2 separate regions of the Mus musculus genome follow, and region 1 is linked to region 2. Evidence: chromatin contacts called from ENCODE Hi-C or POLR2A ChIA-PET data. All regions are on one chromosome and are shown on one strand. Each heading gives the region's core, a stretch centred on a gene start or an enhancer-like site at or near the end of the contact. The rest is flanking DNA. Distances are from core to core; before and after follow the strand shown. Region 1 holds the start of Ptges (prostaglandin E synthase). Region 2 holds the start of Prrx2 (paired related homeobox 2).

The links. Hi-C counts contacts between places; a loop is a spot of excess contacts on that map. ChIA-PET counts read pairs that join two places held with the same protein, here RNA polymerase II (POLR2A).
Region 1: a map of regulatory T cell shows a loop between it and region 2 (1.9-fold over the local background). The contact joins the promoter of Ptges here to the promoter of Prrx2 in region 2. A Hi-C loop is called at or near these places in 1 of 37 maps with a recorded cell type or tissue (regulatory T cell). POLR2A ChIA-PET finds 5 or more read pairs at or near these places in 2 of 5 experiments (Patski and embryonic stem cell).

Annotation. Positions count from the first base shown.
Region 1 is chr2:30,899,338-30,905,141 of GRCm38, forward strand. It overlaps Ptges (prostaglandin E synthase), which reads right to left and starts at 3,960. Exons shown (of 3, transcript NM_022415.3): 1 at 3,753-3,960; 2 at 1,530-1,612. The coding sequence starts at 3,881. It overlaps Gm52550 (a long non-coding RNA gene), which reads left to right and starts at 3,918. Exons shown (of 3, transcript XR_003954020.1): 1 at 3,918-3,982; 2 at 4,198-4,313; 3 at 4,691-5,137.
Region 2 is chr2:30,840,789-30,846,650 of GRCm38, forward strand. It overlaps Prrx2 (paired related homeobox 2), which reads left to right and starts at 4,579. Exons shown (of 4, transcript NM_009116.2): 1 at 4,579-4,893. The coding sequence starts at 4,647.

The DNA of each region.
Region 1 (5,804 bases), core at 2,710-5,209, 58 kb after region 2:
ATAGGGTCATGTTTGGGCACGACCGCTTATTCATGGACCAGCAGTGCCTGGTGTCGGTGCCTGCCACATAGTAGGTGCTCACTGAACAACAAAGGGACATTGCCAGATGGAGCACATAGGGATTAGCCAGTATTTCTGCTGGAAAGGGTGAGTAACCTGGAGTCCCACTTCCTATGACACGTAGCTGTCATTTTTTTAAAACCACAAGTGTGTACATTATTGTCAATGACTAAGGAAAACATAAGGAAAACCTCCCGGACTTGGTTTTCAGAGGGGAATTCTGTTGAGAAAGCAACAGCGTCCCACTCATGTCAGCCTGAGGCAGGGGACACACTGGGAACCATGTGTGCTGCTCTGTTTCACACCTCACCGGGTGCAGCTGCCCATCTTCCTTGCTGTTAATCACCCCAGTACCCCCTCTCCACTCTGGATTACCGATGAGACAGCAAAGAAATATTCCCAGACTCCAGTACTGAGCCAGCTGCTAAAAACTGACTTTTAGTCTCTACGGGAAGTTTACACAGCCAAGCCCTTTTTGTTTCCAGCTTTATGAGGCTACGCGTTCACCTCTAGCCTATACCAGCCTGGAACGCAAGGCAATTCTTCTGCCTCAGCGTCCAAAACATTGTCATCATGGGTGTCTGCCACAATACCTAGCCTTAAGACTCACTTTAAAAATTATTTTTACGCCCGGCAGTGGTGGCGCACGCCTTTAATCCCAGCACTTGGGAGGCAGAGACAGGCGGATTTCTGAGTTCTGAGTTCGAGGCCAGCTTGGTCTACAGAGTGAGTTCCAGGACAGCCAGGGCTACACAGAGAAACCCTGTCTCAAAACAAACAAACAAACAAACAAACAAAAAAGAAATAGACTGCAAAAGAGGATGTATATGTGCACATGCATGCATACACAAGTTGGAGACCCACTTGCAGGAGTTGGTTCTCAACTTGTAGTAGAGGCTGGTCTTAACTCCCGACCTGCCTCCCTGGACCTCCCAAATGCTGGGATCACAGGTGTAAGCCACTGTATCTCACTTGCATTTCTTTTTCTGTTTGTTTGGCCTCACTCTACAGGGGGGTGAAGAGATGGCTCAGAGGTTAAGAGCACTGACTGCTCTTCCAGCAGTCCTGAGTTCAATTCCCAGCAACCACATGGTGGCTCACAACCATCTGTAATGGATCTTCTGGTGTGTGTCTGAAGACAGCTACAGTGTAGTCATATAAATAAAAATAAATAAATCTTTTTTAAAAGAATAATGTTCTCACTCTGGTTGGCCTAGAACTCTGGTCCACCTCCCAGGTGTTGGGATTTAGACGTGCACCATCAACCTTGAACTAACTTTGTAATTCCAGGTGGTGAGGATTTGTTTTTCCAATACAAAGGTAATGAGTAAACTATAATAGCCTGAGAAATCAGACCCACAGACACTGTTAGGCACACAGGGGACTCCCAAGTCCCCAGTTCAGAAACTCTGCAAGAACAGGTGCCAGCCGGGTGTGTGGCCAAGTTCCAGACACTGACAGGTACTCACCTGAGGCAGCGCTCCACATCTGGGTCACTCCTGTAATACTGGAGGCCTCCACGTTTCAGCGCATCCTCGGGGTTGGCAAAAGCCTGAAACACAGCAGGTGAGGCTCACAACCCTGAGGAGGTTCCTGTCTGAGGACAGAGCTCAGGGGCTAGGCAACAAACAGTACAGCCACCTACAGGACGACCGAGCATTCCCCTGCTCCCCTGAGCCTCTCCCTGTGCCACAGAACCGAAGCTCACGGTAAGGAAACTCAAGGTGAGAGCACCTCTTGCGCTGGCTCAGGGTGCCTAGCTGGTCTAGAACACACTCAGGAGGGGTTCAAGGCCCTGTTTGCCTGGCATGGATCCCTCCCTAGGTTCCAGTCCCAGAACCTCAAAGAGTAAATTCAAATAAGACAAACACCGGAGCATAGTGGCTCATGCCTTTAATCCCGGCCCTCTAGAGGCAGAGAGGTAGGTGGATCTCAGTGAGTTCGAGGGCAGCCTGGTCTACATAGTAAGACCCTGTCTCAAAAAATTAAAACAAACAGCTAGGTAGAAGCCATTAAGGCCACTCCTTGAGCACCAGGCTCTGATGCTCCCTGCTCTCCAGCAGCCTCCTCTGTAACCTCAGGATGAAATGGAGCAGCGGGGCCTCATTGGGAAAGCTGGGGAGCCCAAGGTCACACTTCTGTCTTTGAGGGCCTCGGCAAAACTCCCCCATCAACTCTGGTGACGTCACAATCAACCTGTCTAAACTGTGAGGGGAGCGAGGCTCAAGCTTCACTTCCGGCTGTCCCTGGAGCTGGTAGATGAGCCCTGCCTGAGAAAAATGTAAAATGACGAAGAAAAAGGCCAGGATCTCCTACCCAGAATTCCTCCCTCCTGGCTCGGAAACCCCAACTCTGAGGGCCCAGCTTTGCCACCAGTGGAGTTCCTGTAATGAGCTATCAGGGAGCCACCTCTAGTGGGTCAAGGGGCACTCAGCATGCACTTCCAGGAAAGACCTGCGGCTGCTCCTGTTCACAGCAGATTCCAGTAGGAACCAGTCTTAAGGACCAGCATGGGTGGTGTGTTCACCATTCAAGTCTCCAGCTTCCTCTCAGAGCCACATCTCCAGGCTGCTGGGGAGAGGATCCTGAGCCGGCTCCCGTCCTCTCAATGCAGAGTGTGATTCCCTGGTCCCACTTGGCAGAAATAGAGGAGCCCAGGGCCCAAAGCAGAGAAGGCTTTCCTCCACCCCTGCATCTCCCATGGGGAGAGGAGCCCTAGAGGAAGTCAGGCTCGGGAGCCAGAGTTAACTTCAAAGGGGATGGAAGGATCCCATAGTAGGCAGACCTCTCCTTAACTCACTGGAAAACCAGGGTAAGCTAACTCCTACTGCCTTCCTGGTGGTGACTTAGTGCTCAACTTTGGGGGCCCTACAGAAGGGACAAGAACAGAATGTAGCTATCTCTCCCTGGCATCTGTGTCCCAGGACAAACCAAAGCAGAAGAATGAGAGACAGTCAGTCAGTCAGGGGTGGCCCTGCCTTCATTCCTGTCAGTACCTGCCCCAGGCAGGGGCTGAACCTGGCAGGAGGGCAAGCGGCCCACCCCGTCCCATCCCCGTACTCCGAGTCCCTCGCCTCTGGGCTGGACAGATGTTGGTTTAGGGGGAAGTGTCTGTAAAGGGCAGATGATTCACTGCTTCTACTTTCTAGGCGCTTCCAATGGACCCCTAGAAGGGGTCTGGGAGCCCTGGCCACTCCCACCAGCTCCACGTAGGTTCTTTTACTTTGGTTTCTTTGCCGGGACTGGGACCAGAGAATGTCTGTGGTCCCTCAAGGCACCCTCTAGGGTGCCACAAGTGTGTGCGGCGTCCATGGGGAGTGGGAATTTCCACGGAAAGACTTCTTAGGCTCCTGCGTTGCGGGTTCCCACTCCACCCAGATATGAGATCTCCCTGCCTGCCGGGAAACTGCCAGGTCCAGACACCTCTCGCTGTCAAGAGTCCCTGTGCTCCACTCGCAAGGGAGCCCCCCAGTACTCTCAAACCAAGAGGGTTCAGGAGCTGAAGGCTAAGCCAGCTCCCAGAAGGGCTGTGGTGGCGGCAGCCTTGAAGCAGCTCCCACCGCACGCCGGCATACACATCTCGGCCACGTTTTTTCAGTCCCTAGACTTTTCTTGCAGGGAAAAGCCAGCAGAGTGCTGATCCCCTTCTCCTCCAGCGCCCCCCCCCCCCCCCACTCCACCAGCGAACGTACCTTCTTCCGCAGCCTCATCTGGCCTGTGATGACAGCCACCGCGTACATCTTGATGACCAGCAGTGTGCTGCAGAGCAGAAAGGCCGGGAGCACCTGGCCGCTCTCCATCACCAGGCCCGGGGAAGGCATCTCGGCTAGCCGGCCTGGACTTCAACTCGGGGACACCGGGACTGAGAGTGAGACTGTCCCACAGGCGGCTTATGGAGAGGAGGAGGCGGGCCAAGTCCTGAGTAGGCGGTCACCCCCGCCCACTCCCCGCCCACCCTGATCACCCGCAGCAGGCCCCCTGCTCAAGTCAAGAAGGAACCCAGAGACTTCTGCTCCAAGTGTCCGGGTGGGGGGTGGGAAGCAGAGGAATGGAGGTGTCCCACGCCATCCTTGGCTCAGGACCATTGTTCTTTTGAAAGCCTCAGACTACATAGAGTGTTTTCTCACTTAACATCAGGTCTCCGACCCCAGTCTGCATATCACTGACCCATGCCCACCTTCCGAAAGAGCGTGAGAACCAGGGCATTTATGCTAATGTGTGGCCGCTGTAATGCTGGACATGCAGCCATGGAGGTGGGTTGTCTCTGCAAGATGGAAGGTGAGGAGACAGATCCTTCTGCCATCCTCTAACAGGACACAGACCCCCAATTACCAATTCGTGTGTGTGTGTGTGTGTGTGTGTGTGTGTGTGTGTGTATTTGCATATGGGTGGGGATATTCACGTGTGTGCACCTTTGCGTGGAAGCCAGTAGCTGCTGTCACATGACTTTCTCAATGTCCATCTTAATTTTTAATTTCTTTTAAAATTATGTTTATTTATTTATTGTGTGCCACAGTACCTGTATGAAAGTCAGAAGATAACTTGCTGATGATGGTTTTGTTCTGCCATGTGAGTCACATTCAGGTCTCACTAGCCTAAGCACCTAACTTTTCTCTTTTCCTTTTTTGAGAGAGAGAGAGAGAACCTCACTATCTACCCCCCATGGCCTGGAACTCAGAGAGCTCCCTGCTTTGGCCCTTCCAGTGCTGCGACGAAGGGCATGCACCAGTACAGCCTGGCCCTGTTACATTTTGAGGTCTGATCTTCCACTGCTCCAGAGCTCATCATTCTGCCAGCCTGACGGGCCAGTGAGCTCCGAGCATCCCCCTGCCTCTGCTGCCAGCAAATTACAAATACACACCTTCCCTGCTCGCTCCCTTCGTCAGTCAGCTAGATCGTAAAGAACAGTAATCAGGCCAAAGGAACATCACCATCAGCCTGCCATGCATGCCTCAAAGCAAGAGATCTAGGGGCAACTAGCCTGAACCCCACTCGGCTGTAAACTTAGCCAGTCCTTAGAGCACCAATGTAGCTCTGGGCTCTGATCCAATTTCCCTAGCTATAAAATGAAACTGACTATCTTGTCTCTCTCTCTCTCTCTCTCTCTCTCTCTCTCTCTCACACACACACACACACACACACACACACCATAGCAGTTGCTGGAACTATAAGGGTCTTGGTTGGAGATATATGTCCGGCCATCCTTGGTTACATAGTGAACGTGAGGCCAGCCTAGGATATATTAAATAAACCCTGTCTCAAAAGTCAGGGCTGATGAGATGGCTCAGTAGGGAAAGGTACACTCCACCAGCTTGAATAGGTGAGATTCTCTCCCAGATCTACATGGTGGGAAGATAGAATCCACCTAAGCAGGCTGTCCTCTGCTGGAGAGTATACTCATGGATAATAAGTGTAAAAAGGATTAAGTTGGAAAAATATTCATGTCTACAAACGAGGATACAGAGCACCCGCTACGCAGTAGCTCTTCCTCGCTGAGGACACCAGAGCCTCCGTTTCCCCCTACTCAGAAGAGGGTTCCTGTCTAGCTGGATTGACAGGAGGGAATCCTTGCTGCTGGGGCTGTGGGTGGCTTCTCCCTGATTTACAATCTGAACTAAAGATATGCTTGACAAGGTGTTTGTGTTTCCTAAGCGCAGGGTCACCACACAAGGCTTAGCAGTACTAGATAAGAGATAAATATCTCCCAGGGAACTGGCCATGGAAAGGTCTGGTTGTTCTAAAGC
Region 2 (5,862 bases), core at 3,329-5,828:
AAAAAGGTAGTAGGGGGAGAATGTTTCCAGATATAGAGAGCAATTTATAAAACAGTCAATACAACATAGATCAGTGTTTATGATATCTATGGTAATATCCCTCTACTTAGCTAGATATCTAGATATTATCTAGAAGGATAGACCTTAAATTATTTTTGGTCATTTCTTTCTGTAGTGGTTTGAATAAGAATGCCCCCCCCATTGGTTCATATAACCAGGGGTTGTCACTACTTCAAAGGATTAGAAGGATTAGGAGGTGTGGCCTTGTTGGAAGAAATATGTCACTTTGAGGGTTCAAAAGCCTGCGCAAGCCCAGAGTCTTTATCTCAGGCCTGCAGGTCAGGATATAGCTTTCAGCTACTGCTCCAGCGCCTGTCTATATGCCACCATGCTCCCTACTGTGACAATAATGTACTAACCCCCCTGAAACTGTAAGCAGACCCCCAATTAAATGCTTCCTTTCATAATAGCTGCCTTGGTTATATGTAAGTACACAGTAGCTGTCTTCAGACACACCAGAAGAGGGCATCAGATCTCATTACTGGTGGTTGTGAGCCACCATGTGGTTGCTGGGATTTGAACTCAGGACCTCGGGAATAGCAGTCAGTGCTCTTAACCACGAGCCATCTAGCCAGCCCCAGGATTTTTCTTGTCTTGTTGCTTTTTCTAAGCCTTCAACTCCATATTAAATAAATAGGATGATTTTCTTTGATCCCTCTTTATTAAACTAACTTTCTTCTGTGAGACGTGGTCTCAGTGTATGTTCCAAGTTGGCCTGGAACTTGCTATGTAGCTGAAGCTGGCCTCATGCTCACAATTCTCCTGCCTCAATGCTCCAAGTCCTGGGATGACAGACACATACCAACAATGTCTGACTAGGTCAACTTTAAAAATATTTAAAGTAGGGCCTGGATAGATGGCTCAGCCCTGGGTTCGATTCCCAGACCCCCATGCTAGTTTAGACTATCCATAAAGTCCAATCCAGGGATTCAGCGCTCTGTTGGCCTCAGGGGGCACCAGGAACATTTGTAAATAAATGCAAGTGTTGACTACTTGCTTGCAAATGAGATAATAGTGATTCTTTTAGTTCTCTCAATTCTACTTCAGCTTTAAAACTCTCAGTAATGGGGCTGGTGAGACAGCCAAGCACCTGCTGCCCTGTCTGAGTCCACGAGTCCATTCCTGGAATCCACACGCCGCAAGCAGAGAACTGATTCCCTCAAGGGCCTCTGACTTCCGCATGTATGTGCATACATCCAGATTAAATAATACAAAAGCAATCAAATAAATAAAATGATTTATTTTTATTAAAATGATAAAATCAAATCTCAACAATTTGGGATGACTTCTGAATAAAGAAAAGATAGTATCTCTCCCTTAACACGTGAGCTTTTAGAACAGATCTGATCAGGGCTGTGCCTCAAGGTGAGACCCACGTCCAGGTTGCCAACAGCTATCCACAGAACCCAACCACCCATCCCCACCCTCCAACCCCTGCAGAGCAGGACTCCCTGACCCTTCCTCTGTCCTCCCCAGTCCCAAGAAGCCCCTGGGCCAGTGTGCTGGTTGAAGGAAGACCCTATCATCCATTCATTGCTGACTCTGGGTTAGCCTCTAGGATTTGCTCAAATCACTATGAAAACTCTTTTAGCCCATCCCTCTGGGAGGCAAGTCCCTGAGTTCTGCCCTGTATCAGTTATGGGTGTCCCCTTGGCTGTATTTCCAGGCAGAATCAAGGCTAATTTCCTCCAGGACTAAGCTCTGGCTCAGCAGCTGACACCTCTTGTCCCTCTCTGCTACCTTGTACTTATTACCTAGCCTTCATCCCAGGATTGGCAAGAATGTGACTATTTGGATCCATCCGCTGCTTCCTCCGTTTTGCTGATGCTGGAGTGGGGACTACGGGCGAAAGGGATGACTTACAGCCGCAGAGCTAGGGAAAGGCGCTGAGCTCAGCCAAACCCGTGCTCTGAGCTCCAGGGTCCAAGATAACGAGATAACACCACCAGCCTGTCTGACTGCTCTGAGTAGGTGTTCCAAAAATAGCAATTGCGGGGCTAGTGAGTCAGCTCAGAGGGGTACCACTTGCCTAGCTGCCCAGCACTTGCAAGCCCTAGAGTTCCATCCCAGAACTGCTTGAAGCACAACAAAACAATAAGACAACCTTGGTTGTGATGGCTCATGCCTCGAAGGCTTGCATCCATGAGGCAGAGGAGGGTGAGTCTCTGAGAATTCAAGCCCAGCCTAGTCTACAGGACAGCCAGGGCCACACAGAGAAGCCCTGTCTTGAACTCAATGTAAATACTGTTAAGCCTTGCTACTTACTAGGTGCCAGCTGTCACTCTTTTACTAAGTTATTAGTTATTTGATTATTTATTTATTTTAAAAAGTATTTAATATTATGCGTGTGTGTGTGTGTGTGTGTGTGTGTGTGTGTGTGTGTGTGTATGTGTTCCTGAGTGCATGTTCATGCTTTGTAGCAGTCCCTGGAACTAGAGCTACAGATAGTTGTGAGCTGCCGAGTGGGTGTAGGGAATTGAACCCAGGCCTTCTACAAGAGCAGTCAGTGCTCTTAACTGCTGAGCCATCTCTCCAGCTCCCTGAAATTAGTTTTAAAATTGATCTTCATGTGTGTATATCATGTGTGTGCATGTGTGTGTGTATGTATGTGTGTAGGCAAGGTCTCCCTTCAGTACTGTATACCAGGCTAGCTGGCCCAAGGGCTTGTCTCTACTTCCCATCTTTTAATTTTTAAAATCTTTTTATTTTTTTAAGAAGATTTATTTATTTATTTAATATATGTGGGTGCACTGATGCTGTCCTCAGACACACCAGAAGAGGGCATCAGATCCCATTACAGATGGTTGTGAGCCACCATGTGGTTGCTGGGAATTGAACTCAGGACCTCTGGGAGAGCAGTCAGTGCTTTTAACCACTGAGCCATTTCTCCAGCCTCAAATCTTTTTAAAAATAAGAGTTATGTCATGTTTTAATATTTCCCTCCCCCTCCCCCTCTCTCCCTCTCCCCGCCCCTCCTTGTGCATGTGAGTGCTCTGACCTGTGAAGTTGAATCCCCCTGGAACTGGAATTACAAGTAATTGTAAGCTGGCCAGCATGGATGCTGGGACTCATTCTGGTCCTCAATAAACGCATCTTTCTGCCTCCCATCTTGCTGTAGGAGCCCTGGGATTACAGGTGCCACTGCGATTGGCCTTTACTTGTGACATTGTGTTCACACAGCAAGCATTTCTCCCTTGCCCTCATCTCCACTTCTTTACTCCTCTCAATAATTTATTCGGCAATCAAGGAAACTAGGGTCTCAGATACTTGCTCAAGGTCCAAGCACAGTCTTGATATTAACACAGGAGGCTGGAGCCCGAGCATTGATGTAGGACATCTCTGCTCATCGTGCTCTGAATGGTGACTACATGAGATGAAGGATACCACTGTGGCCACAGCGCTCCCCAGACCCTAATGCAACGTATATAGGCTCTGGACCTCACTTTGCGCAGTAAACAAGAGCTTGGACAGGCCAACTTCAGTCGTTCTCTGAGCACTAAAATGAGCTTTAGCTTTTCCTGGTCTGTCCTGCAAGGGAACAGGAGCTAGATCGTTTCTCAGACCCTTTGCAATATCCCTGTGTCCTTGGCAGAGACTCAGGGTACCCCGGGGTGGGTCAGAGTCTCCAGGGTGGGTCTCGAGACGGTTTCCTGCTGCCCGCCTCTGACACCCTGAAGACCTCCTTGTGTTCTCTTTGGTGCTATGACTTCATGTCTTTCTGGCAGTAGCAAGGGGAGTGAAAATAGTTTTGGGGTAAGACTTGGGGTATTTGGAGCCCTGAAGAGTCTCCGTTCTTCTCACCCGCTGGTTCTCTGGTCTTTCTTGAAAAAGTTACATAAAAGATAGACCTGGTTTGTCTTTCCCTCCGCTGTCATTCATCTATGATCCTTGCTGAGTCTCTTCCTTGTGCACCCCAGAAGCTCGCCCCTTCCTACTTGGTTGGTCCTTAGGAGAACCTATTCTGGGGACAGGCGCATAAGTGTCACCCACTGCAACATGAGAGAAAAGGCCCAGCCTCCATGCCCGAACCTTCCTTTCGGCATGGAGGGAGCGGGGTGGTCCTCGAAAACTTCTCCTTCTTTCCATCAGTGTGGGAACAATGAGGGACAATCTGGGAAGCGTTCAAGGCCGCTCCTGGCTCCGTAGCAAATTCGAGGCTAATCTGCAATATATGAGACCCTGTCTAAGAAGGAGTGGACTGGAGGGGACAGGATCTGTCAACTTTCTTGGGGTGCCCCACCCCCAATATGCAACAAACAGAGGCGGATTCCCCACCCATCACCTCCAGAGACTCTGGTTGAGATATTTAAAGACCCCTCCCCACGGGATTTGGGCACCCCCTAAACTGCTTCTGGGAGTCCGAGGACCCCGGCCTGGCCCCGCCTCCCGCCGGACGGCGCAGGACGCGGGGAGGGGAGCCAGGGGCGAGGTCCGCCCCGACAAGGGGCGTGTGGCCCGGGCCGCTGGCTAGTGAGCGGTCCGCCCGTAGGGGAGGGCAGAAAGTTCGGGTCCCCGACCGACTGACTTGAGATCCGGCACAGTGAGCAGCGGGAGGCGGCGGCGGCCGGCAGAGGCGCGGCCAGGGCATGGACAGCGCGGCCGCCGCCTTCGCCCTAGACCCGCCAGCGCCCGGCCCGGGGCCCCCGCCCGCACCCGGCGATTGCGCCCAGGCGCGCAAGAACTTCTCGGTGAGCCACCTCCTGGACCTGGAGGAGGTGGCGGCTGCTGGGCGCAGGGCTGCGGGGCCCGTTTCGGGGCCCGCCGAGGCGCGGGAGGGAGCGGCGCGCGAACCGTCCGGGGGCAGCAGCGGCAGCGAGGCGGCGCCGCAGGACGGTGAGTGTGCGGCGTGGGAACCGGGCAGGGGCGGCGGGACTCGGACTACAGCACTCCGGGTCCAGGGATCCCTTCCTTAAGTAACTCGGGCTGAGGAGTTCACTGGCTGCAGGATCCACTAGCTCTGGAACTTTTAGTTGGTGGAGTCTTTGGCTTGTGCGACTGTGACTGTGGGATCGGCGGATAATGGGACAACACACACACACACACACACAGAGAGAGAGAGAGAGAGAGAGAGAGAGAGAGAGCTAGCTCCAAGATCCCAGCTACAGAGACCATGGACTGCAGGACTAGTGGACTGTTGAACCCTGGCTGTGGGATCCCTGGGCTGTGGGGACACAGGGTTTGCGAGACTGTGGCTGTGGACCAGAGCAGCTAAAGGAACCCCCTAGCTGCAGGATCTCAGCTGTGGGCACTGGAGGACTGGATTGTTCACAGTGGGAGCCACAATCACAGAAACCACAGTCCAGTGGTGTGGTGAGAGGTGACCTGCTGTTGTTTCAAAAGTCCCTCCTTCAGGGGAGACCCTCTTTGAACCAGATCCACTTACAATCTTGAGGATGTGTGACTTGGGGAAAGCTGGCTTCCCTTGCACTCCATACCAGCCTACCCTCAGAAGCTGGTGCCTTTGCTGCTGGGGGAAACTGAGGCTGTGGAGAGGCCGAGCCACTAAGCCAAACTTAGTCTAGGACCTTCAAACTAAGACAAGTCTTCAGAGGGTTTGTGGGGTGGAGATATCTGCACAACCACGCCCACCAGTTTGGGGTGGAGGATCTCTCAGGACAGCTAGCTAGGCCTATTTCCCCAGCAGAGGTTAAAGGTCATCTGGAAGGGGCTTTAAAAACAACCAGTCCACCCAATACCACCACGCGCGCGCGCGCACACACACACACACACACACACACACACACACACACACACAAAGTCACACAGGATTATAAAGTCCTCAGCTCAGCTTTTCAAAGAAGA